Linked DNA regions of Homo sapiens: region 1 is linked to region 2. Evidence: chromatin loops called from intact Hi-C (ENCODE). Cell type or tissue: endothelial cell of umbilical vein. All regions are shown on one strand. Links, peaks and the distances in the headings refer to the core of each region. The heading gives the core; the rest is flanking DNA. Region 1 overlaps L3MBTL2 (L3MBTL histone methyl-lysine binding protein 2). Region 2 overlaps EP300 (EP300 lysine acetyltransferase).

What was found. A loop is a pair of places that touch in the nucleus more often than their neighbours do. Peaks named below come from ENCODE experiments on the same cell type or tissue, not always from the same donor. Only the 100,000 strongest peaks of a DNase experiment are listed, where the experiment ranks them.
Region 1: a loop joins it to region 2, with 5 times the contacts of the local background. A loop is called at or near these places in 19 of 110 quality-filtered maps.

Annotation. Positions count from the first base shown.
Region 1 is chr22:41,228,550-41,236,877 of GRCh38, reverse strand. L3MBTL2 (L3MBTL histone methyl-lysine binding protein 2) reads right to left here. Exons shown (of 17, transcript NM_031488.5): 16 at 7,222-7,338; 17 at 5,607-6,739. The coding sequence ends at 6,627. It overlaps CHADL (chondroadherin like), which reads left to right. Exons shown (of 6, transcript NM_138481.2): 4 at 228-394; 5 at 1,535-1,733; 6 at 7,148-7,365. The coding sequence ends at 7,174. Among named protein-coding and RNA genes, the nearest start is that of CHADL, 8.2 kb to the left of the region's middle. RefSeq lists an enhancer at 1-148. In endothelial cell of umbilical vein, for the core only: no CTCF peak of the experiment used is centred there; DNase peaks (open chromatin) are centred at 4,197 and 6,637; H3K27ac peaks cover 2,825 bases.
Region 2 is chr22:41,177,777-41,186,050 of GRCh38, reverse strand. EP300 (EP300 lysine acetyltransferase) reads right to left here. Exons shown (of 31, transcript NM_001429.4): 31 at 5,974-8,274. The coding sequence ends at 7,095. It overlaps EP300-AS1 (EP300 antisense RNA 1), which reads left to right. Exons shown (of 3, transcript NR_110514.1): 3 at 1-837. Among named protein-coding and RNA genes, the nearest start is that of EP300-AS1, 16 kb to the left of the region's middle. RefSeq lists an enhancer at 753-1,552. In endothelial cell of umbilical vein, for the core only: no CTCF peak of the experiment used is centred there; a DNase peak (open chromatin) is centred at 4,070; H3K27ac peaks cover 3,398 bases.

The sequences.
Region 1 (8,328 bases), core at 251-8,250, 51 kb before region 2:
ATTGGGTGGTGGGGTGGACCATGAACTGGGCATCTGGGTGACTTGGACGGAGCAAGTGTTTTGACATCAGACCAGCCTGGGTTTTGACCCAGCGCTGCACTTCCTGGCTGGACCAGCTTGGGCTCTCCAGCTTCTCTTCTGCTGAGGGAAGATGGGGCTCCCTTCCAGACTTGGGGGTGGGACAGCTCTGCCAGGAGCTCACATTGGGGCCTGGCAACTCCTTGCAGATTTGTCCTGGGGCCTTTTCAGGCCTGGGGCCCGGGCTCCAGAGCCTGCACCTGCAGAAGAACCAGCTTCGGGCCCTGCCTGCCCTGCCCAGTCTCAGCCAGCTGGAGCTCATCGACCTCAGCAGCAATCCCTTCCACTGTGACTGCCAGCTGCTTCCGCTGCACAGGTGGGCACCCCCACCTAGACCTCCAGCCAAAGACCACCCAGCCACTCTCAGTCAAGCCCCTGTCATCTCCCCAGGCACACCATGTCCATGCCCATCCGAGCAGCTTGTGGGGAGGGGCGGGTCCTGTGAGAGCCAGGCATGTATAAGCCCTTTCCAGGGTTAGTTACCCTTCCTGGGGATGTTGAGGGTGGACTTCTCTGAGCCTTGATTTCATCATCCATAAAGTGGGCATGGTATCTGCTCTGCCTAGCGGGCTGGGACCTAATAGGTAGGCGAGACCACTTTACATAATTACATGAGAAAGTCACAAGAGGTCGGGGATGGTGGCTCGCGCCTATAATCCCAGCACTTTGGGAGGCCAATGCAGGCTGATCACCTGAGGTCAGGAGTTTGAGAGTAGCCTGGCCAGCATGGTGAAACTCTGCCTCTACTAAAAATACAAAAATTAGCTGGGCGTGGTAGTGGGTGCCTGTAATCCCAGCTACTTGGGAGGCTGAGGCAGGAGAATTGCTTGAACCTGGGAGGCAGAGGTTGCTGTGAGCTGAGATCGCGCCACTTCACTCCAGCCTGGGCGACAGAGTGAGACTCCATCTCAAAAAAAAATAAAAAGTCACAAGAAGCCTGGAGTCCTGCAGACCTGGGCTCCAGTCCTGGCTCTGGTATTTTACCAACTAACTCTGCAAGCCGCGTAACCTTTCCTGCCCATCTGTAAAAAGGGGGGATGTAGTATCTAACCTCATGATGGTTGTTGTAAGAATGAAATTAGCATAGATAAGTTGATTTGAACAGTGTCTGCTACGTTGTAAGCCCTCTAACTGTTTATTATTACTATTATTATCCCCTTTTTACAAAGAAGGGATCAGAGGCTTGAAGTGGCTTGTAGGTCACATAATTGGTGAGCCGCCAAGATTCTCAGCAGAGCCTGCTGTCACCTATAGGCTCCACCGCTCCCAAATTCCTGGTGGCCTCCTTGACCTCCTCAGGAAAGCTGGCAAATGCTTGTTGAGCGAATGAATGCATGCTGCCTGTGGCCTTGTGCTGCCTTCTGCACCAACCCTGCCCCACACCCAGTGCCCACCTGCTCCAGGCCACTGGAGCAGAATCAGCACAGCTAGCTCCCCAGCTCTCTTTTCTCTTCAGGTGGCTTACTGGGCTGAACCTGCGGGTGGGGGCCACCTGCGCCACCCCTCCCAATGCCCGTGGCCAGAGGGTGAAGGCTGCAGCTGCTGTCTTTGAAGACTGCCCGGGCTGGGCTGCCAGAAAGGCCAAGCGGACACCAGCCTCCAGGCCCAGTGCCAGGAGAACCCCCATCAAAGGAAGACAGTGTGGAGCAGATAAGGTTGGCCATGGGGCAGGAGGGGTGAGACCTTGGTGGGTGGTGGGCCAGGTTCCAAAGTCCCCAGGAAGCAGGAGCCTGACTTGGCTTGGTCCTGATTCATGTGGTTCCAGAGCTGGGCAATGACCCAGTTGCGTCAGTTCAATAATGTCCATCCGAGGCTGGGCGCGGTGGCTCACGCCTGTAATCCCAGCACTTCAGGAGGCCGAGGTGGGCGGATCACGAGGTCAAGAGGTCAAGACCATCTTGGCCAACATGGTGAAACCCCATCTCTACTAAAAAATACAAAAACTATGGCTGGGTGCGTTGGCTCACGCCTGTAATCCCAGCACTTTGGGAGGCCGAGGCGTGCAGATCACGAGGTCAGGAGATAGAGACCATCTGGCTAACACGGTGAAACCCTGTCTCTACTAAAAATACAAAAAAATTATCCGGCTGTGGTGGTGGGCGCTTGTAGTCCCAGCTACTTGGGAGGCTGAGGCAGGAGAATGGCGTGAGCCCAGGAGGTGGACCTTGCAGTGAGCGGAGATCTCACCACTGCACTCCAGCCTGGGCGACAGAGCAAGACTCAAAAACACTCTGTCTCAAAAAAAAAAAAATTAGCTGGGCGTGGTGGCGGGCGCCTGTAATCCCAGCTACTTGGGAGGCTGAGGTGGGAGAATCGCTTGAACCCGGGAGGCAGAGGTTGCAGTGAGCAGAGATCACGCCACTGCACCCCAGCCTGGCGACAGGGTGAGACTCCGTCTCAATAATAATAATAATAATAATAATAATAATAATAATGTCCATCCTCCCGTTCTTCCCTCCTCCCTGCCCCCACCTCTGGGCTAGACCCAGGGTGGGTTTGCAAGGAGTGACCATTTGCTCCTGCTGTGGGACAGTGGCCTTTCCTATAAGCCACACTGTGCTGGTCCAGATGTATCCCTAAAATCGGTCCTGCTGTTTCTATATTTGCTGGATCACTGTTGACTCAACCATGTCCCAGCCTGACCTAAGGGGTCTCCCTCATCCCAGGATCCCAGGGATGGGGAGAGTGGAAGTGCAGGTGCATCATTGGCTCTGCCTCCCACCACCTACTAGCCATAGGTTGGACCCCACTTGATAGTACATTCACCATCCTGACATATCTAGTCCCAGCTTGACCCCTCAGTTGTAGCAAACTCACAGCATATCAGAGAAGGGTGCACAAGATACAGGCACCCCCGTATGTAGGAACCACTGCCTGTAAGGCCACGGAGGTGTCCAAAAGGGAGAGGAAGTTCTTCCAGGGAAAGTGAGAATAGAGTGGGGCCTGGGAAGGTGGGGAGAGGGCTCTATCTCCCCTGGACCTGCATTTTGAACATCTGGGATTCCTGGGGCCATTAGTTGGTGTTTGTATTCATCCCCTAGGACTGCCACAACAAAATGCTAGGAGCTGGGTGGCTTAGAACAGCAGAGCTTCTGTAGGCTAGGGGTCAGCCGTTGAGGTGTTGGCAGGGGCGTGCTCTCTGGAACCGGTAGTGCTCTCTGGAACAGGTAGTGGAAGGGTCCCCCTTGCCTCTTCCAGCTTCTGGTGGCCCCAGGTGCTCCCTGATCTGTGGCAGCATAATCTCCATCTCTGTCCCAACCTTCACGTGATGTTGTGTATCATCATCTTCCCTCTATAATCTGTCTCTGCCCAAATTCCACCCCCCCTTTTTTTTTCTGAGATGGAGTTTTGCTCTTGTTGCCCAGGCTGGAGTGCAATGGCACAGTCTTGGCTCACTGCACCCTCTGCCTCCTGGGTTCAAGCGACTCTCCTGCCTCAGCCTCCCAAGTAGCTGAGATTACAGGTGCGTGCCACCACGCATGGCTAACTTTTGTATTTTTAGTAGAGAAGGGGTTTTACCATGTTGGTCAGGCTGGTCTCGAACTCCTGACCTCAGGTGATCCACCTGCCTCAGCCTCCCAAAGTGCTGGGATTACAGGTGTGAGCCACTGCGCCCAGCCAAATTTCCCCTTTTTATAAATATAACAGCCTATTAGATTAGGGCCCAACCTAAGGATGTCATTTTAACTTCATTACTTCTGTAAGGAATCTATTTCCAAGTAAGGTCATACTCTGAGGTACTGGGGTTAGGGATCCAGCCTTTTGGGATGGGCACAAGTCAGTCTATAAAGTGTTCCTAATTTCTGGCTGGGAGCCGGGAAGGAACTCCTGAAAAGACCCCAAGCTGAAGGTAAGCAAGTTCTGCCTTGGAAGCCAGACCCGGAACTATCGTTGATGAGAGCAATACTAATCTCAGTTGGCAGTCACGTGCGCGACTGGGAAATGGCAGCAGTGCTTTCTCCCTGCGTCAGCCCCGGGAGGCTCATGTAGAAGCGGAGCTGGGTTCAGGAGTGGAAGCTCTGATGAGTCCACTTCCAGGTCAGGGCTTTAGTTAAAAGGGAAAGACACCCCGGGTCCCCACCCCTACACACAGTATGATGGCTTTGGAATCAGGACGTCTCAGGCCATTTGACCTAGCCATCCCTTCTGATACTCCTTTCAGTATTGTGGGTTATTTTGATGAAAGTAGCAGTTTCCTCCCAGGAATACAAAGGAATTCAAGGCAGAGGGCTCTTATCTTGAGGCTCAGGCACTGGCATTGTTCCCGGCTGGAGATGCTCGCCTGCTGAAGGCACCAGGATGGACGTCTGCCAGTCTCCCTTGATGCCCGTGTCTAGTTTGGTGTCTGGCACCCAGAAGATGCTCGGGAAGGCTGAATGACTGACTCACGACTAGGTCATCTGGCAGACAAACCTGGGTTCAACCCCACTGCCATCCTTTACAGGTGTAAATTTTTTTTTTTTTTTTTGAGACAGAGTCTCGCTCTGTTGCTCAGGCTGGAGTGCAGTGGTGCAATCTCGGCTCATTGCCACCTCCGCCCCCCAGGTTCAAGTGATTCTCCTGCCTCAGCCTCCCGAGTAGCTGGGATTACAGGTGACTGCCACCACGCCCGGCTAATTTTTTGTATTTTTAGTAGAGACAGGGTTTCATCGTGTTAGCCAGGATGGTCTCGATCTCCTGACCTTGTGATCCGCCCGCCGTGGCCTCCCAAAGTGCTGGGATTACAGGCGTGAGCCACCGCGCCCGGCAACAGGTGTAAATTTAAGCAGCCAAACGACTAAACTGTACTGAGGCTTCTTTTTTCCCATCAGTACTGCACAGGGTTACTGTGAAGGTGAAATGAGCCATTTAGATACCTATTTAACCTGGCACCTGGGTAGGGGCTCTTGATACTATGGAGTTCCCTTGCATCCCTTTCCCTGCAGCAGAGGGGCTAGACTGGATGGCCATAAAGGACAAGGGAGGCAGGGCAGGTTCCTGAAGGGTCTGGATTTGGTCTCACCTGTACCAGGAGCCCCTGTGGGTCCTGAGGCAGAAGCAGGGATGAGGGGTTTGCAAATGCCTCCCTGCCAGCAGCCCCACTGCTCAGACTCCAAGAACTTGAGTTCCCTCCAAGGGCAAACTGAGGCACAAGGTTACTGCATGGATTGAGCAAAAACTCCCAAGAGATCAATACTTCTATCTCCAACAAATCAAGCTGACCTCTAGGCACCAGCAACACGTGGTCATGCGCACATTCCCATTTCACACACACAAGCCAACTTTATGCCAGCCTATGCCAGGTGCTACGCACAGGCGGACACAGGCTCCATCTCTGGGGAACTCACAGTCTTTGGGGAGAATGGCACAACCGTAAAGAATGACAGCATGTGGCTAAGACAGGGAACTTGAGCTGATGACAGGCGACATTTCTTTACGGCCCTGCACACTCGTGTCTTGACTCACGTGGCCTTCATGATCGATACCACGAGGTGGGGGGGTGGGGTCAGAACACAATCTGCAAGGAATAGAGATCTAACAAACGGGACTCAAGCAAGCAGGGGGTTTAATTTCTCACACACAGAGTCTGGGGAGCCCAGTGAGGTTGCAATGGCAGCTAGATGTGTCCTCCAGCTCTGTCATCCTTGTCTTGAGGGTTCTGTGTTCACGGCCCCTCCAGGCATGGTTTCTTCATTTAGGTAGGAACAAAAGGCCAAAAGAACATACAAGCCCAGCTCTCTAGAGGCTCCAGTCAGAACTGGACCCTTTAACTACAAAGGAATCTTGGATGAATTATTTTTAGCGGGGCTTCAGGAGCAGGTAGCAGAGCCAAAGTGCACACTCAGGCCATCTTCCTCCCAATGTCCTCCCCGGGGGCATTTCCTTTAGGAAATGGGAGTCAGTCCTCACAAACACAGAAAGCAGCTCAAGGCCACCACACAGGTCGCCAAAATCCACATCCTGGTCACTGCTTCTTAGCTGCCGAGACAAGCTGGGTCCCCAACATCCCTGGGGAGCTAGGAGGAGCAGAGGACCAACACATGAGGCTGAGAGGCATTCTGCTTGGTGAATTTTTGAGGCAGAGGCTGCCCCCACCACACAACTCACTGTCAGGGGACCTTATCCTGCTCAGAGAGCTGCTCTAGAACTTAATTTACATGGCTCGTTCAGGCAGACAGAGTTCACTGTCTTGTATTCCACAGTGTGACAGTGGTGGCCCCATCCCTGGCAACTGAGGGCCGTGGCGGGTCGGGGGGAGGCCATCTTAAGGAAGAGCAGGCAGCTAGCGTTCCAGCTTTGGGAACTCTGGCTGGAAAAGGTGGTTCACAGACGAGTTCTGGGGCCTCAGGCGGCCCGTCATATAGACCTTTCCACAGGGGAGGGCAGAAGCAACAGGCGGGTCCCAGGAGACCCCAGCAGGTCCTCCACCGTCCAGCCTTCACAGCACCGGGCAGAATTTACACAGAGAGGATCAGTCTCCAAGCCAAAGTCAGGTGGAGGCATGGTGGTGGTGGTAGAGAAACGCTGGGCTGGCTTCCAGCTAGAAGCCAGGCTGGAGGCAGGAAGGCTCAGTCGTCTGTTTCCTGCTTGATGTTCTCGACGGAGACAGGCAGCTCTGGACTTGAAGCCTTGTCGGGCGAGGCCACGTCTAGATGCTCTTCCTTCACACGCACAGCAATGACTGAAGAGGGAGGGGAGGCGGGTGGGTGGGCGAGTAAATAACTCTGGGAGGGGTGGGGGCGGAGGAGCTGGGAAAGGGACCTGGCTCCCTACAGATGGGGGCCTAGGATGCACCTTCACCCTCCAGCTTCCCTTCTGGGAGGGCAGTGGCAGCAGCAAAGGGCCAAGGCCCCAAGCCAGGCAGGCTATGCCAACGACACTGCCATGTGCCAATCTGTCACCACCCTGCCAAGCACTAGAGGTAGGGGTAGAGATGGAGGAGGAGGAGGGGCCGGGGCCGGGCTAGAGGGGGACTCAGCTCCATTCACAGTTGGGGGCGTGTCTGGGAAACACCCTGGGTCCAGTGGTACAGGACTGCTTGGTGCCCAGAAAATGCCAAAGAAACCTGACTCTACTCTTCTGTGCCCAGGTGGGGAAGGAGAAGGGTCGTCTCTGAGCACGGAGCAGGCTGGTCCTGCCTTGACCCAGCCCGGTGGCTCTTACTCTCGCCAGGAACAGGCTCCGACGAGATCTTCCTGGCACCCTGAGGGTCGTCCTCCAGCAGGGGCTTCTTGGACCCCTGTCTGAGGGGTCGCGTCTTAGTGGGCGGGATTCTTTTCCCTTTGAATAAAAATGGATTCAAACCCAGCATTAGGGTTGTATTTAGGTAAGGCTTTATGGGATAGGTCTCACCCAGTGGTCAGGCAGCGTGGCAGAGGGAAAAGTGCCAGTTTGGGGACAGAAAGCCTGGACTCCAACTCTGACAACACATCTTATTGGCTATGTGCCCTGAGCTCAGATTCTCTCCAATGGGAAGTAATACCACCACCTCCCTCAAACCAAGCCCCAGGCAGTCGTGGTTGTAACTGCTTTTTAAAATCTTTTTTTAAATAAAAAGATTTTTTGAAGAGGGTCTCACTCTGTCACCCAGGTTTGAGTACAGTGGGGTGATCACAGTTCACTGCAGCCTTGACCTCCCAGGCTCAGGTGATCCTCCTACCTTAGCCTCCTGAGTAGCTGGGACTACAGGCCTGTGCCACCATACCCAGCTAATTAAAAATTTTTTTTAAATTAGGGGTCTCGCTATGTTGCCCAGGCTGGTCTCAAACTCTTGGGCTCAAGAGATCCTCCCACCTCAGCCTCTCAAAGTGCTGGGATCACAGGTGTGAACCATCACACTCAGCCCCCGTTTTTGATTGTTGATTTCTTCCCACAACATGCACCATTCCCGGTCCTACCGTTTGAATGGTACAGAGCCTCTGCCTGCTGGATAAATGCCACACCCTCACTCAATTTTTTTTTTTTTTTTGTGCGATGGAGTTTCCCTCTTCCGCCCAGGCTGGAGTGAAGTGGAGCGATCTGGGCTCACTGCCACCTCCGGCCCCCAGGTTCAAGTGATTCTCCTGCCTCAGCCTCCCAAGTAGCTGGGATTACAGGCGCCTGCCACCACACCTGGCTAATTTTTGTATTTTTAGTAGAGACGGGGTTTCGCCATGTTGGTCAGGCTGGTCTTGGAACTTCTGACCTCATGATCCGCCCACCTCGGCCTCCCAAAGTGATGGGATTACAGGTGTGAGCCACCGCGCCTGGCCGCCTCACTCAATCTTAACC
Region 2 (8,274 bases), core at 275-8,274:
CCTGGCCTATACTTATATTTTCTTCTGTGATTTTAATATTTTAGTGTTTATGTTTTGGTCTATGATCCATTTTGAGTAAATTTTTATATTTGGTATAAGGTAGGGGTCCAACTTTATTTATTTTTGAGATGGAGGCTTACTCTATTGCCCAGGCAGGCATGCAATGGTGCGATCCAGCTCACTGCAACCTCTGTGTCCCAGGCTCAAGTGATTCTCCCACCTCAGCCATCTGAGTAGCTCGGATTACAGGCCCCATCACTATGGTAATTTTTAAATTTTTAGTAGAGACGGGGTTTCACCATGTTGGCCAGGCTGGTCTCGAACTCATGACCTCAAGTGATCTGCCCGCCTCTGCCCTACAAAGTGCTGGGATTACAGGCGTGAGCCACCGTGCCTGGCCTCCAGCTTTATTCTTTTTTTTTTTTTTTTTTTGAGACAGAGTCTTGTTCTGTCACCCAGGCTGGAGTGCTGGAGTGCAGTGGCGCGATCTCGGCTCACTGCAAGCTCCGCCTCCTGGGTTCACGCCATTCTCCTGCCTCAGCCTCCCGAGTAGCTGGGACTACAGGCGCCTGCCACCACGCCTGGCTAATTTTTTGTATTTTTAGTAGAGATGGGGTTTCTCCATGTTAGCCAGGATGGTCTCGATCTCCTGACCTCGTGGTCTGCCTGCCTCGGCCTCCCAAAAGTGCTGGGATTACAGGCGTGAGCGACCATGCCCGGCCAACTTTATTCTTTTAGATGTGGATGTCTAGTTGTTCCAGAAGTATCTGTTAAAAATGTTACTCTTTCTCCATTGGATTATTTTGGCAACCTTATAAACAATCAATTGACCATAAATGTATGGATTTATTTCTGGATTGTCAGATCTATTCCAGTGATCTAAATGTCTGTCCTTATGCCAGTACCATAGAGTCTTGATTACTATAGCTTCATGGTAAGTTTTCAAATCAAGAAGTGTGAGTGCTCCAAATTTGTTTTTATTTTTCAAGATTATTTTGGCTGTTCTGGCTTCTTTGGATTTTCATATGTATTTTAGGGTCAGCCTTTCAGCTGGGCATGGTGGCTCACGCTTGTAATCCCAGCACTTTGGGAGGAGTTCAAGATTAGCATGACAAAATCCCATCTCTACAAAACAAAAAACAAAACAAAAGAAACATTAGCCAGGCTTGGTGGCATGTGCCTGTGGTCCCAGCTACTCAGGAAGCTGAGTAGCTTCCCGAGGCAGGAAGATCACTTGAGACCAGGAGGTGGAGGTTTCAGTGAGCTGAGATCGTGCCACTGTACTCCAGCCTGGGTAATGGAGACAGACCCTGTCTGAAAACAAAAAAATTTTTTAAATAGGCTTTTGTTTTTTATTTTATTTAATTTTTGACACAGGGTCCACTCTGTAGCTCAGGCTGGAGTGCAGTCGTGTGATCTCAGCTCCCTGCATCCTCCGCCTTTTGGGTTCAAGCAGTCCTCCCGTCTCAGCCTCCCGAGTAGCTGGGACTTACAGGCGTGTGTCACCACACCCAGCTAATTTTTGTATTTTTAGTAGAGGTGACCATATTGGCCAGGCTGGTCTTGAACTGACTTCAGGTGATCTTCCTGCCTCAGCCTCCCAAACCCAAAGTGCTGGGATTACAGGTGTGAGCCACTGTGCTCAGCCTGTTAATTTTTTTTTTTTTTTTTTTTTTGAGACGGAGTCTCACTCTGTCACCTAGGTTGGAATGCAGTGGTGCCATCTTGGCCTCACTGCAACCTCCACCTCCCAGGTCCAAGGGATTCTCCTGCCTCAGCCTCCCAAGTAGCTGGGGTTACAGGCACGTGCCACCATGCCTGGCTAATCTTTTGTATTTTTAGTAGAGATGGGGTTTCACCGTGTTAGCCAGGACGATCTCGATCTCCTGACCTCATGATCTGCCTGCCTCGGCCTCCCAAAGTGCTGGAATTACAGGCATGAGCCACTGACCCTGGCCCAGGAGTATTGCTTTAACAATATAAGGTTTTCTGATTTATAAACAAGAATGTCTTTCCATTTATTTAGGTCCTTAATTTCTTCCAACAGTCTTTTCTAGTTTTCAATGTACAAGTTTTTTGCGCTTCTGTTACATTTATTCCTGGCCGGGCACGGTGGCTCCGCCTGTAATCCCAACACTTTGGGAGGCCAAGGCAGGCGGATCACCTGAGGTCAGGAGTTTGAAACCAGACTGAACAACATGCAGAAACCCCATCTCTACTAAAAATGCAAAATTAGCTGGGCGTGGTGGTGCATGCCTGTAATTCCAGCTACTTGGGAGGCTGAGGCAAGAGAATTGCTTGAACCCGGGTGGCAGAGGTTGAGGTGAGCTGAGATCACGCCATTGCACTCCAGCGTGGGTAACGAGTGAAACGTCTCAAAAAAAAAATTATTCCTAACATTTTATTCTTCCTTTTTTTTTTTTTGAGACAGAGTCTCGCTCTGTCACCAGGCTGGAGTGCAGTGGCAAGATCTCGGTTCAAGCCATTCTCCTGCCTCAGCCTCTTGTGTAGCTGCGACTACAGGTGCATACCACCATGCCCAGCTAATTTTTGTATTTTTAGTAGAGACAGGGTTTCATCATGTTGGCCAGGATGGTCTCGATGTCTTGACCTCGTGATCTGCCTGCCTTGGCCTCCCAAAGTGCTGGGATTACAGGCATGAGCCACTGTGCCCGGCCAATTTTTTTCTTTTTGATGCCAGCCTTTGTCCTCTGTCTTTAAGTAGGATGACCTCATCATGAACATAATACTGTCTGGAGATGTTTCCTTGGTTGTAAAATGAGAAGCCTAGGGAGATTATTTTTATGCTTCCTTAGTTGTCCCCTTCCCCTCCACTTTTCAGTGTTTAGTCTGTATTTTGAGTCTGCTTGAGTGTCCCTATGACACATCTGCTGGTTAATTTGCAGCCACCAGTGGGGCTTCTCTGCTGTAAAGGAGATAAAGGACATGGAAAGGAATGGCTTTGGAGTCCAACAGGCCATTGTCCTGGTAAGCCTTTTACTGGCTATGTGATCTTGAGGACCTTATTTCACCTGAGCTTGTTTTTCATTTGTTGAGTGGGGCTGTTATTGAGGAGTCAGTAAGCGAAGTGAATGACAGCACCTGGGGCACTGCTAGCACACTGGACCCATTTCATAGATTGATGTGCTGTAACAGCCCAGGAGGGTCTCACTCGGCCACCCTAGCAGAAATGCAGTGCCACAATCATGGCTTATAGCAGCCTCGACCTCCTGGGCTCAAGCAATTCTCCCCCCTCAGCCTCCCAAGTACCTGAGACTACAGGTGTGTGCCACCATGTTTTTTTTTTTTTTTTTTAATTATTTTTTGTAGAGATGAGGGTCTCACTCTGTTACCCAGGCTGGTCTCCCCACTCCTGGCCTCAAGTAATCCTTCCTCCCTCAGTCTCCCACAGTGCTGGGATTACAGGTGGAAACCTGCACCTGGCCTCTTCCTAACTTTTCATTGTGAACATCCAAAAAACTACAAACGTTGAAATCATCTTATTATATTGCTGACTCTGGATTAATCCGTATCTTCTACCTCCATAACACTATTTCTGATCTGGGAAAGGGCAGCTTTTCCCCCCGCCCTTCTTTTTTTTTTTTTTTTTTTTTTTGAGACGGAGTTTTGCTTGTCTCCCAGGCTGGAGTGCAAGGGCGTGATCTCGGCTCACTGTAATCTCCGCCTCCTGGGTTCAAGCTATTCTCCTGCCTCAGCCTCCTGAGTAGCTGGGATTACCAGTGCCCGCCACCACGCCCAGCTGTTTTTTTTAGTAGAGATGGGGTTTCTCCATGTTAGCCAAGCTGGTATCGAACTCCTGAACTCAGGTCATCTACCCGCCTCAGCCTCCCAAAGTGCTAGGATTACAGGTGTGGGCCACCGTGCCCGGGGCCTAGTTTTGTATTTTTAGCAGAGACGGGGTTTCACCATGTTGGCCAGGCTCGTCTTGATCCACCCATCTTGGCTTCCCAAAGTGTTGCGATTACAGGTGTTAGTCACCGTGCCCAGCCTCCTTCCTATTTAATGACTTCTGCCCCTACTTCCTGCTTTCATCATTGCAGTAAGAATGCACTGGTCTAACACTTCAACCCGGCTGTCTTTAGCCAGAGGCAGAGCTTTGAAACCTGGGAATTTACTGCTTGGAAATGGGATGGAATTCTAAACATTTCCCTTTTGAGGGTTTATTCACATGAATCCTGGGCCCCTAGTCTTAGGGAGCTGGAAGGCCGTATTTCTGGAACAGGTGTTCACTACTTCCGTTTATCGGGTCTCAGCCAAGTAGACCTGGAGCTGCTCCCTAGCAGAATGTGGTGCACTCTTCTGGGCGCCGCCTCCTCTCCTCCTCTTCCTATCTCTCCTCCAACATCCAGCTTCCATGCTACCCTTTCCAGAAACATTTCCAATTCCCATCAGCTAGGTTTTCTTTCATGGATTCCCTCTTGCATTCCTTGCATAGATCACTTGGTGCTTTGTACTTTGTCATGCTGTCTTCTAGACCTTAAGCTGGTTAGGTTGAGGGCAGGGCTGCATGCTGTTCATGTGTGCTCTGCCTGGCCTGGCACAGATGTAGCTGCTCCATGGATATCTGCGGGGTCACTGAGCTGAAGCAGGTGGATGCTGGATGCTTGATACTAGATACATTTTCTGGGGCTGGCTCTGATTAATGCTGAGTGAGTTCACCTCACATTAAGATGCTGGTAAGGTGGCTCATGCCTGTAATCCCAGCAATTTGGGAGGCCAAGGTGGAGGATCACTTGAGTCCAGGAGTTCGAGACCAGACTGGGTAACATAGCAAGACCCTGTCTCTATAAAAATTTTAAAAAGTCAGCCAGGCATGATGGTACACACCTTTGAGTCCCAGCTACTAGGGAGGCTGAGGTAAGAGGACTGCTTCAGCCCATGAGTTTGAGGCTACAGTGAACTACAATTGTGCCACTGCATTCCAGCCTGGGTGACGAGACTGTCTTAAAAAAAAAAGATGCTGGTTGTTTTCAGACTAAAATAGTAGCAACAGGTCAACGTATCTGAAATCCTTTAGCAGTCATATATGGTTAGTGTAAATCTCTGTGATAAAAGAAAGATCTGGAATTGATACCAAAGCAGCTCAGTACTTTTTAGTGTACTAACACATTTGTTTTAACAACTTGTTCACAGCTACTGCAATGTTCAGATGGAGGATCAATAATCTCTCCATTCTTTGAGCATCTAGCATATTACTGGACTCATGTGTAATCTCTCTCAGCCTTCTAGGTTTTATTTCCACACATTTTCCTTCCCTTCAACCCGATTCCAACTGACTTCTTTGTATTCAGTTAGCAAACAGGAGTGTTCCCCTAGCTTCATCTTCTCTGTTTTTAAAAGACGGAGTCTTTGGAGTGCAGTGGTGAGATCCTGGCTAACTGCAACCTCCACCAGGATCTGATTCTCCTGCCTCAGCCTCCCAAGTAGCTGGGACGGCAGGTGCCCACCACCACGCCCTGCTGATTTTTAGTAGAGATGGGGGTTTCACCATATTGGCCAGGCTGGTCTTGAACTCCTGACCTCGTGATCTGCCTGCCTTGGCCTCCCAAAATGTTGGGATTATAGGCGTGAGCCACCATGCCTGGCAAGTCTTGTTTTTTCCAAGAAGTTACTTGGGACTTAGGCAGATATGATCCGTCTTCTTAGGTCCTCCTTCTCATCCCTGTAAGATGAAGGTGATTGGAAGACCATGAGGTCATCCTTAAGGGGTCCTGTATCAAGGTGTTAAGTAGGTTATCACTTCCACCTTGACTGTTAGCTGGTACCTGCAGTACTTTTTCCCAGAACTTTGGATAAATTCACCAAGATCTACTTGTGAATACATTATACGTAGTAGATTAAAGAGGCTATAAGCTAATGCTTTCACTTTTTCCTCTGAATCCTAAGCATTAGGCACTTAAAACGGGTGTACTCCAAGACAAAGATGTGTTATCAAGTGAAACAAAGTCAGGGTGTCTGTCTCACACAGTTTATTTAACAATAGGTAATAAGAAATCAAATTTAACAGTCTATACAGTGATCCAAAGTTCATATTTATAAGTAATCAACTTTAATTGCATGATTTACAACAGTTGAGGGTTTTTGCTATTTTCAAGTTTTATAGAAAGTGTGTGTGTGTGTGTGTGTGTGTGTGTGTGTGTGTGTGTGTGAGTGGGGGGTAGGGTAAGGAGGAAGAAAGCAAGCAAAGAAGAAACCCCCAGGGACATTTTGCATGTTAAAATCATCCCACCGGAATCGTTTCTTACCCTCTTTTTAATTTTTTTACTTTGTTAGATGTAAAAATAACGAAAAAAATTCTTTCAAGAAACAGAAACCACAATATATAATACATCAATTTGGCAGCTGCCCCTGTATATTTTTGAAAAAGTCATTTTTCTCTCTACATGTACAAATTATTTTAATACTTGAAGTTTTACGCTCAGACTTACAGAATAGAAAATTTTCTGGAGCACAAAAGTTGACTTGAGGGGAAGAAAGGCAGTTTTTTTTTTTTTTTAAACATTTTTTAAAAGAATGAACATCTTTGCACCCAGAGAAAAAAAACTGGTATTTTAATATATATTTATATATATTTATATATATATAGAATGTAATTTTAAAGTAACATTAACCCCTTTTGTCCTCTGGTTTAGAAATGTTTTAACTCTTCCATAAAGTGAGGAAAATAGGGAAAAATGTCAACCATCTGCACCAGTAAATAATAACTATTAATATTACATATGTTCATTAATTTAAAAAAAATAATAAAACCTATTGGAGGTGCAAGGCAGGAGCATATTGTTTGGCTTCACAGGCCTCAGCCTCCTCCCAGTGCACACTTGAACCACACACACAAAGGGGAAGAAAGGCTGGTGGTAACCAGCCATAACAAAAATATATTCTTTGTATTCTATCATCCCTCAGGTTCATCTTGCATGTTTGCTTTAAACCACAAACGGCTACTGCACAGTTCTTATGTGTTCCAAGGAAAATTGTCTTTTAGGCTACGAAAGATTCAAAAAAATTGTTTTCAGTACAAAAAGTCTTGTTAAGAGAAAATAATTTTTTTGCTCCCAAAATACTACAAGGTGTCTCTAGTGTATGTCTAGTGTACTCTGTGAGAGGTTTGAATTCAAGTCTGAGTTATCGGTGCTGAGTCCCAGGTCCGTGGCGCTTGCACCATGGAGGTTTGCCATGCCTGGATTGCTAGCAAGCTGAGAAAGCATTGAATTCTGGTCCGGGCTGGCAAAATGCCCTTGTTCCATGGGGTTGGCCTGGGCAGCTACCAGTCCAGGATGTGGGGAACTTGTCTGTGGGGAAACGTGGTGTGGAGAAGGCTGAGGCTGCATCCTTGGGGAAGGACTGGAGTGGGGGGGCTGGGACTGTGGCCGTGGAGAAGGGACAGGCTGGGGAGAGCGCACTTGATTGGAGAGAGAATTAGGGATCTGCTGGCCTTGTAGGTGTGGGGACTGGGCCTGATTTGGGAGCATATGCTGCTGGGGGCTCATGGGGTTGGGCTGAACAGGGGACCCCATCTGTTGCTGAAGGAGTCGCTGCTGATAGGCCTGTAGACTGGCACCTGCCTCTGCTCCCAAGGCCTGGGGAAGCTGGCCTATCTGTCCCATATTTCCTTGTTGCATCTGTTGCATGTGATGCTGCATCCGCTGCTGCTGCTGTGGTGGGTAGCCAACTCCTTGGGGTTGCTGGAACTGGTTATGGTTGGCCATTCCAGGGCCTATTCCTGGCCCTGCTCCCTGTTGCTGCTGCTGTTGCATCATTTGCTGTCGTCTCAAGATGTCTCGGAATTGTGAAGGCATGGTGTTGTGGTTCATGTTCATCTGCTGAGCCTGGGGGCTCATCCCTCCCATGGGTGGCTGGAGTTGCTGCTGTGGTTGCTGCTGGGGCAGGCCAGCCCTCTGAACGCCCGCCTGCATTGGATTCATGTTCTGCATGGCTGGATTGGAGTGGACCCCCTGCTGACCTGGCATGGTAGGTGGCTGTAGCCCTGGCTGCCCCTGGGGCATGCCAGGCTGCCCAGGGATGGGTTGTGGATTAGAGTTGGCATACTTGGCAGCCCGCTGCTTGATGAATGCAGCCAACAGCTGGGGGTTGGCGTGAAGGATACTAAGCACCTGTTGCTGCTGCAGGGGAGAGCTGGGAGACCTGAGAGTCCGCAAAAGGTTTTGTAAGGCTTGTTGAGACACAGTGCCTGGTTTGAGTGGGCTGATACCTACCTGGCCCAATCCTGGTTGTGGAGCCATGTTCAAAGGTTGA